Linked DNA regions of Homo sapiens: region 2 is linked to region 1. A link is an interaction called in ENCODE POLR2A ChIA-PET data of the cell type or tissue named here. Cell type or tissue: HepG2. All regions are shown on one strand. Region 1 overlaps MVB12B (multivesicular body subunit 12B). Region 2 overlaps PBX3 (PBX homeobox 3).

What was found. Peaks named below come from ENCODE experiments on the same cell type or tissue, not always from the same donor. Only the 100,000 strongest peaks of a DNase experiment are listed, where the experiment ranks them.
Region 2: POLR2A ChIA-PET joins it to region 1 with 6 read pairs; 2 of 35 experiments call an interaction of 5 or more read pairs at or near these places.

Annotation. Positions count from the first base shown.
Region 1 is chr9:126,374,193-126,378,192 of GRCh38, reverse strand. The region is part of intron 2 of MVB12B (multivesicular body subunit 12B); the gene reads right to left. Among named protein-coding and RNA genes, the nearest start is that of NRON, 34 kb to the left of the region's middle. RefSeq lists enhancers at 1,001-1,605, 1,606-2,211. In HepG2, no CTCF peak of the experiment used is centred here; DNase peaks (open chromatin) are centred at 1,102, 1,562 and 3,702; H3K4me3 peaks cover 1,115 bases.
Region 2 is chr9:125,850,693-125,854,692 of GRCh38, reverse strand. The region is part of intron 2 of PBX3 (PBX homeobox 3); the gene reads right to left. LOC124902271 (a long non-coding RNA gene) reads right to left here. Exons shown (of 2, transcript XR_007061778.1): 1 at 3,244-4,000; 2 at 959-1,640. Among named protein-coding and RNA genes, the nearest start is that of PBX3, 110 kb to the right of the region's middle. In HepG2, no CTCF peak of the experiment used is centred here; a DNase peak (open chromatin) is centred at 3,732.

The DNA of each region.
Region 1 (4,000 bases):
TGCAGAAACTTACAAACTCAGCAGTCAGCCTCAGGTCCCAGCATCAGGAAGCTGGGGTAAGGTGGGGTGTGGGGTGGAGGACCAAATGCTTTGCGTGCAGCATGCGCAACATGGAGTTCAGAGGCAGACTTGAATTTGAGGCCCAATAGCTTAAACCAGTCCTGTCCTCCTCTGCAAAGTGGACATGCTGCCTTTCCCTGCGGGCATCACTGCCGGGGCACAGGAGCCCACGAACATGCAAAGTGCCTGCCTTAGTGCATGAGCACTCCAAAGACAGCGCGAATGTTTCTAAACCAAAAAAGGGGACATCTGCTCTGACAGCGAACCAAGTCTGGAAAGTGATGTCAGGCTACATCAGGATTCAAAAAGTCCTCAGTTGTCCCGGGGCTCTGTGCCAATCTCTGGGAACAAAGCTGGTCTTTCCAAACACAAATGATATACTTGTACGAGGAACATCTGCCCTCCCGCTGCTATCCCACCCTGGACTATAAGCTTCACAAGGACAACGGCAGTGCCTGTTCTGCTTGCCATTTTACCCCCTGTGCCAAGCACAATGCCTGACACGGATGGGCTCCATCAAACCTTGTTGAAAGAATAAATGAACGAGTCAACTCTGCAATCAGGGCAGTGTGAAAAGCCACATACCCTGTCAGCTACCCAAATAAGGTAACGGGAAGTTTTTCAAATGAAATTTCCAGGATTTAATCCATTGAGCTGAGTGAATCCCCTTCAAAATCACCACTCTGAGACACATATCCATTTCAGCACTGAGGCCACCTACTCTTTTGGTTCTCTTGTGTGTTTGCTGCCTTGTTCCCAAGACAACTCGATATGTCTGCTGACTGCAGAACCTTCAGAGTCTGTTACAGGGCCTCGCATACACATGTGCACATGTGCACACATGCACATGCTCTTGCACACTCACACTCACACATTCTCACAACCTCTCTCCTAGCATTTCTTCCCCAGGAGTAGGAGCTGTCTCTGAGGAGGAGCAGGAGGGCCCTAGGGCCAGGCAGTGGCGGAATGTACACATGGTTTATCTCTCTTCCTGCCAGGATTCTTCTAAAACAACAATCAAATGGACAGTGCAGAAGCCTCCACAATGACGAGCAAGAGGGGAGAGGCAGCACAAAGGCCTGGCACTGCAGAAGGCGGAGGGCAAGGGATTTAGCAAGTGTGGGGGAGGGGGCGGGTTGTGACCTAAGGGGCCCGTGGCAGCCGATACTGAGCAGAGCCCCAGGATCCAGAATCACCAGACACCATTGGGGTGGGGGCGGGGGAGCAAGTGCAAGTTTAGGGCTGAATTGGGTAGACTGAAACAAGGTTCATAAACAAAGTGGTTAGACTCCCAGGTGCCCACCCCAGTTTCAGGTGTATCTTCTGCAGAAAGGAACCCAGCACAGCTCAGGACTCTACAAGCCCGGCAGGTGGGGAAGGAGGCTGGAGGTCAGGAGGAGGTGGGGGAGGAGGTGCAACTTCAGAGTGGAAACGAGGGTAATTGAGTAACCAAGCGTACACACTGAATGGCAATGGCAGGCCCCTCCCTGCCACCCGCGCTTACCCTCCTTCTTGCTTCCAGCCGCCTCCCCTGAACACTGGACACTGAGGGCTTTGTCTCTGGAAAGCGCCAGGGTGGACCAGCCCACGATCTGAGCCAGCTCCCTGCTCGTCGCCCCACTGTGTAGCACACCAGCCAGCAGGCCCCCCACCCACAGGGCTCCAGCCCATGAGCTGGTGCCTCCATCTTAAATCCCAACCCACAACAAAGGGTCACCAGGCACTGGGGACAGGCTCAGACATGACAGAAGGGCCCAAAATAGAAAAAAGGGAGCTTGAAGGTAGCAAAGAGAATAGGGGGAAACAGTGCCGGCTCAGGACAGAGAACCCAGTCTGTAATTAAATCCTCAGAGGGATGAGTGAATAGACTGCAAATACCAAACAAGAACAGAGTATTATGAAAACGTTTTTAAAAAGGAACAATTTGAGGACAATATAAAGAGATTAGAAACTGTAAACACTGGAAGAGAAAGCTGAGGAAATCTTCCAGAAGGTAAAGTACAGAGATGAAGAGATCAATTATAGGAATGAAAACTGAAGGGTCAAGACAACATCCAGCTAACAAAAAGTTTCAGAAAGAACTTTTAAAATAAAAACCGGAGGGGAGGGGGAGCCTCTGTGTTAAAGAGGTCCTGAGTGTTTCCACAAAAGTGGATGAAAAAGACCCACCCCAAAACGAAAGAACCGAGAATCCCACCACACTGGGGATAAAGAAACCACCTTAAACACTTGCAGAGAAAAATAACGGGTCACATACAAAGGGACGGGAATCATGTTGCATCAGACTTCCTAACTGCAACATTAGAAACTAAAAGACAAGATAACAATGTCTTCAAAATTCTGAGGAACTCTGGAATTCCACATCTAAGCCCATTATCGATTAAGTGTGAGGGTAGAATAAAGACCTTTGCCGATGTGCAAGGACTTAAAAAGTTTATCTCCCAGGGGCCCTTTCTGAGGAAGCTACTGGAGGATGCATCAGCAGAACCGAGGATTAAATCAATAAAGGGGAAACCATAAACTCCAGGAAACAGAACCCACACAGCACAGCAGCCAGAGGACAGCAGCACGCCCAGGCCCAGACAGGGAAAGGAAGAGACGTCAGGGCAGCAACCTCTGGGGAGGAGGGGATGTGGAGGGGAGAGCATTTAGAACTGTACTTTCTCGTTCGAAAGAAATAGGGATGGGCATGTGACAACTGCCTTAGAGCATTTAGAACAATGAAAACAATGCACCTAAGGCTATTTGACAAAAAAAAAAAAAAAAAAAGAATCAATTTAAAAATTAAAAAGACATTTTAAGAACGTACTGTGAAAATCAATAGGCACCCGGACAACTCCTCAAATGAATGAAACAAGTCTGATTAATTCCAAGAAAAAAATAAAAGGTTGTATGAGAAAGAACACACACTCCTAATATGTTACTTGATTCAGTGGTATTCAATGTCTGCATTGTAATCTATGTAAACACTAAGCATTAATCCACCAAAAATTGTGATACTGCCTAATGGGAGGAGATTATAAGAGAAGAAAATAATCAAGAAATAAGCAATATAATAAAATTACTTAGAAATATGGAGATAAAGTACTAGAGGGAAAAAAATCTTAAAAAGTGGAAAATAAATGCCTCTAGGAAATAAAAAGGTGAAGGTGGGGAGACAGGGCAGGGGCTGCTATATTTTCTTATGAGCACTCTGATTTTTTAAACTGTGCACGCAGGCATCACTTTGTTAAAGTAAAAGCAAATTTTAACTTTGAAAGAGAGCTGGGGAAATATCTCATGGAAGATAGTATGATAATTCGTTATTTCTTTTAGGCAAGCTGCCGCTATTGCTGCCATCAGGGACATGACTAGCAATGCAACATAATCTCACTCCTAGTTAGCTTGTTAGTGTGTTCCCAAGTGGGTGACAATGTCCAAAGCTGCAAGTCCAGCTGATTCCAGCCTTCCCCACAGCTACAGTCCACCAAAACTGAACATGCAGATGGCTGGGGACGGAGCTGCAGCACCCAGGCAGTCCCTGGGATGGTGGCTGCCAGTGCCACAGAATCGACACAAGGCTCTACAAACCTTTCGGGACCTGGCCCCCACCCCTGTCTCACATAGCCCAGGTCTCTGATTGCTTTCTCTAGCTTGAGTTCAGAGGTCACATTCTGGGCCACTGTGCAGCAGTCACAGAGGATGATGTGCGTTCAGGAAGCCCTGAACAGCCCACTGGACAGTGGGACTGACTACCTGAGGCTGGCCTGTAAGGCATGTTCACTGTAAAGAGACCGCTGAGGTTAAATGTAAGCAGCCTCCCTGGTTCAAGGGACTCCCTTAATCCCTGAAAGATCTGGGGGCCGGAGGCCTGGGAGACAGTTACTGTGAAGACCCTAGGGTAGAAATAAAGTTGTCATATTAAAGGGACAGAAAGTGGGGCTCTGTAACTGGAGCCTGG
Region 2 (4,000 bases), 520 kb after region 1:
AAGAAAGCAATGACATTTTAGTCTCTTGGAAAATCTGAGACAACTGAATTAGCTAAAGCTATCTGAGTAAGATGAATGAAACACATTCATTCACTAAAAATTACAAAGGTGTATTTAGATAACTAGAGAAGAAATGTTAATTTGTACAATTAATGGCCTTTTCACTAACAATTCTGCAAATACAATTTGAAGGGCAATTATTTGGGAAGCAGGGGGTGTCCAATAGATTAAATTTTTTAATATTAAAAATAAATTAGGGCTGCGCATGATGGCACACACCTTGTAATCCCAGCAATTCGAGAGGCAGAGGCAGGAAGATCGCTTGAGCTCAGGAGTTCAAGACCAGCCTGGGAAACATAGCAAAACCCTGTCTCTACAAAAAAAAACACAAAAATCAGCTGGACATGGTGAGGTTCACCTGTAGCCCCAGCTACTAGGGAGGCTGAGGTGGGAGGATCACTTGAGCCTAGGAGGTTGGGGGTGCAGTGAGCCAAGATGACACCACTGCACTCCAGCCTGGGCAACAGCGTGAGACCCTGTCTCAAAACAAAAACAAAAACAAAACAAAAATTAATTAGTTAATTAAAATAGCAGGTCTATATTGGTGCAAAGCTTGGTGCTCTCCAGAGATTCCGATTACAGTGCCATGTTGTGCATGTGTATGTGTATTTGCGTGTTTGTATATATGTATGTGTGTGTGTGTGTGTATACAGCAGCCAATTAATGTTTCTTGTTTAAATAAATGCATATTTTTCATGTCAGTGTCCATTTATTAACTCATATTGGGCATAGCTAAAGTATTTACTCCCTAAAATATAGCTTCAGCTTAAAAACTTTTTACTTGGGTTTTATTTTAAGAATTATTTTTAAATTGTGTTCATGTTAATTCAAGAAACTAATAAGTATTCACTCATAACCATCAAAAATTATTTCTGAAAAACAGCAGGTACACATAAACTCAAATAGTTGCAATCTTTAATAAGGAAACTTAACCCTTTCACCCAGGTGATTCTAAATTTTCAACTTCAATCTGACATTGAAATTTCGTATCATTAAACTTTGCACTTGGATACATTCGAAGATGGATTTTCCTTTCTTTTCCCACCTAAAGTCATCCAAAAGTCTCAATTGTTAGGGGGCCATTTGTGGCATCCCGGGTCAGCTACATTTTGATGTATTCTACAGTATTCTAACAGATGACTGATATTCTTCTTTTTGTAAAAATGATCTCCCAGGCTCTTTTCATAACACCCTTACAAACAGGTATTATCTACATTTTTTATAAAGAGAAAATCAAGTCTCAGAGAAGTCCAGTAAAAAAATGTGTTTTTTACACTAATTTTTGGACTCTGTCCTCTTGGCAACCGTTCCTAGAAAAAGCATCAGAGTAAAAGTATACAATACTTGAGGAAATCATGGCTATATTTTGAGGTAAATCAGTGAGACCTTAATTTGTCAGCATTATTTTTAAGAGTTAGTTTTGCACTTAAAGTAATTCTTAATTCAGGTAAGGAGTACAATTTAAATTCTGAGGTGTGGAAAAAGATGGTTGAAGCATAATACTAACATGGCCAACAGTATAATCTCTGGGTGGGCCAACACATCACATTTTATACAGATACTGACTCCACTGGACAGTCCTGCAAGTTGAGAAAAAGAATGTTTTTAGACACTGAGAGAGAAATGGATTTTAATAAAATGTTGACAAAACACTAAAAATAAAACAATCTACTTGCCTTATACAAAGCTGGAGTATTAAGTATGCATCAAAGGCCTACTTAGTATTGTATGCTAATTAACAACAAAAAAGTCTATTACTATTTGCATTTACAAGTTCCTAGGGCAGTGCAATCCAATCATGCAGTCACTACTAACTGTTGTGTTTAAAAGCAGAAGAAATGTCTCAGAAAAATAACTGGAAAGGTAATATTCTCAGAAAAAGTTATAACAACTATGAATTTAACATTTCCTGGGAAATGTTTCATAACAGAATAAAAACAATGTTATAACTTGACCCAAAACAATTCCACCTTCAATGTTTCCAGAGATTGCCTATTGGCCAACAGTTTATTCAAACACAGAACCAAGCTCTCCTTGATGTGCAATGGTACTAAAGAGAGTACACATTCAGGCTGTTTAGAAACTGGAACCTCATTGCACACTACAGTGCTTATTCCAAATCTGGTCAATTGTTCCGAAAGCCAAATTGCCCAGCTTTAGTACTGATCAGTTAACATGAAGAATGTAATAATTTAGATAACCTCCCACATTAACGGCTTGAATTAAAACAGGTAGTAAGAAGCAACATTTTACTATAAAGGGAAAAAAAGAAATAAGACAATGGCTGGATCTAATAATGGGAAAAGATAACAAAGACCTAGGATTCTAGCATCTGGCACTAAATGAACTTTTTTGTAAACTGAATGGCGGTTTCCAAAACTGCTCCAAGCATCATTCCTTTGCCAAGGCAGTAAACAGCTTTTATCAGCAATAATGATGGCATAATCCCAGCTAAAAAGGAAAGTAACATATGGCAGCAGCCCTCCAAATACCATCCTGACAAAGTAGGGGGCATTTTTATTACAGCGTCCACTTGCAGAAAATCTGCCAGACATCTTTCCCTTTTTTTCTGCTCTTTTTATTTATTTGTTTTTAAACAGGTTATCATCTTCTCCAAACTGAATACCACATTTGGGAATTTTAAACTAATGGTGCCTTTTTCTTAAATCCACTCAGAGACATACACAAAAAGACTGCCACATCTAAGGGAGGCTAATAAAATAAAATGGAGCTGCCTCTTTGTAAAAAAAAAAAAAAAAAAAGCAGCAAAAATTTTTTGAATTCTCTAAACTTCTAAACAAATGCTTTTAATTAAGGAGCATGTATCAGCACCCCAATGACTAATACACAGTGAGCACCCAAGAAATAATTGATTTCATAGTATAATAAAAGTTCTTAAGAAATTCAGGTGAAAAAATAATGCAGACAAAACATTACTTAGTATACAGCTGATAAACAACAAACTACAGTAAACTGCAAAGAAACATATCTATAAATGATCTTAATCTTATTTGATATGTGTTAAAATGTCAGGCTTCATAATATATAGCTCTGATCAAAACAATCACAGTGAAGTATTTTTTAGGCCAACATAGTGTTTATCAACAAACGTGTTAAAAAAGATGCTTCTATAAAATATCTCCTAATGGCCTGTGGGGTGTACTAATGAATCATAAATCCCACCTTGGTTTTCAATGACGGACTTTCTATTTTCATTGATAAGTCAATGGCTGTCTTTTTTACCTAGGCTGTCGATCTTTCTTAATACCTTGGACACAATCTGCGAATGGCAAAGATATAATGTTGATTTAGATTTTAAACATAATCAACAGATTTGGGAAATTCTTTTACTAATTAACACAGCAATTATTGTGTCTCGCACTTTAAGATGCAAACCTTTGTTTACTTAAGGCAAATTTATTAGCTGATAGAGGAACTGATGAAAAAGTAAAAGAATGTTAATATTTTTGACATCTCTACCCATAAGTATTTTTTCAGGCTGAAAAATATATCTAATAGCTCCACTCACTGATGTGCACTATGGTTTACCACAGTGTCTATATTTCTACTGTCAGTTTTACAGTATCTTCCTTCATTAAACCTATCAAGTTTTCCTTTTGATCATGCAACCAAGGCCAGAAGACAGATATCTTCCTGGAACAGAGCAGTCTGCCAAGTCTTTCACAAGACCAGCTTAACCTTCCTATTGATTTTTTCAACACTGCAGCCATTCATTGTTTGTGACATTTGGCTGTCGGCTCTTTAACACCCTTCAACCAAATCAATTTCATATTTTTGTCAATGCTCTGCAAGAGGATGAGTAAAAATAGGAAGAGATTTAGCATGATTTAAAATGTTGATTTTCTCAAACAGTTTTATCTTTAGTTTTTATAAGGCTTACAAACTTAATTCATGTGCTTATTTAGACTTCTGCATAAAA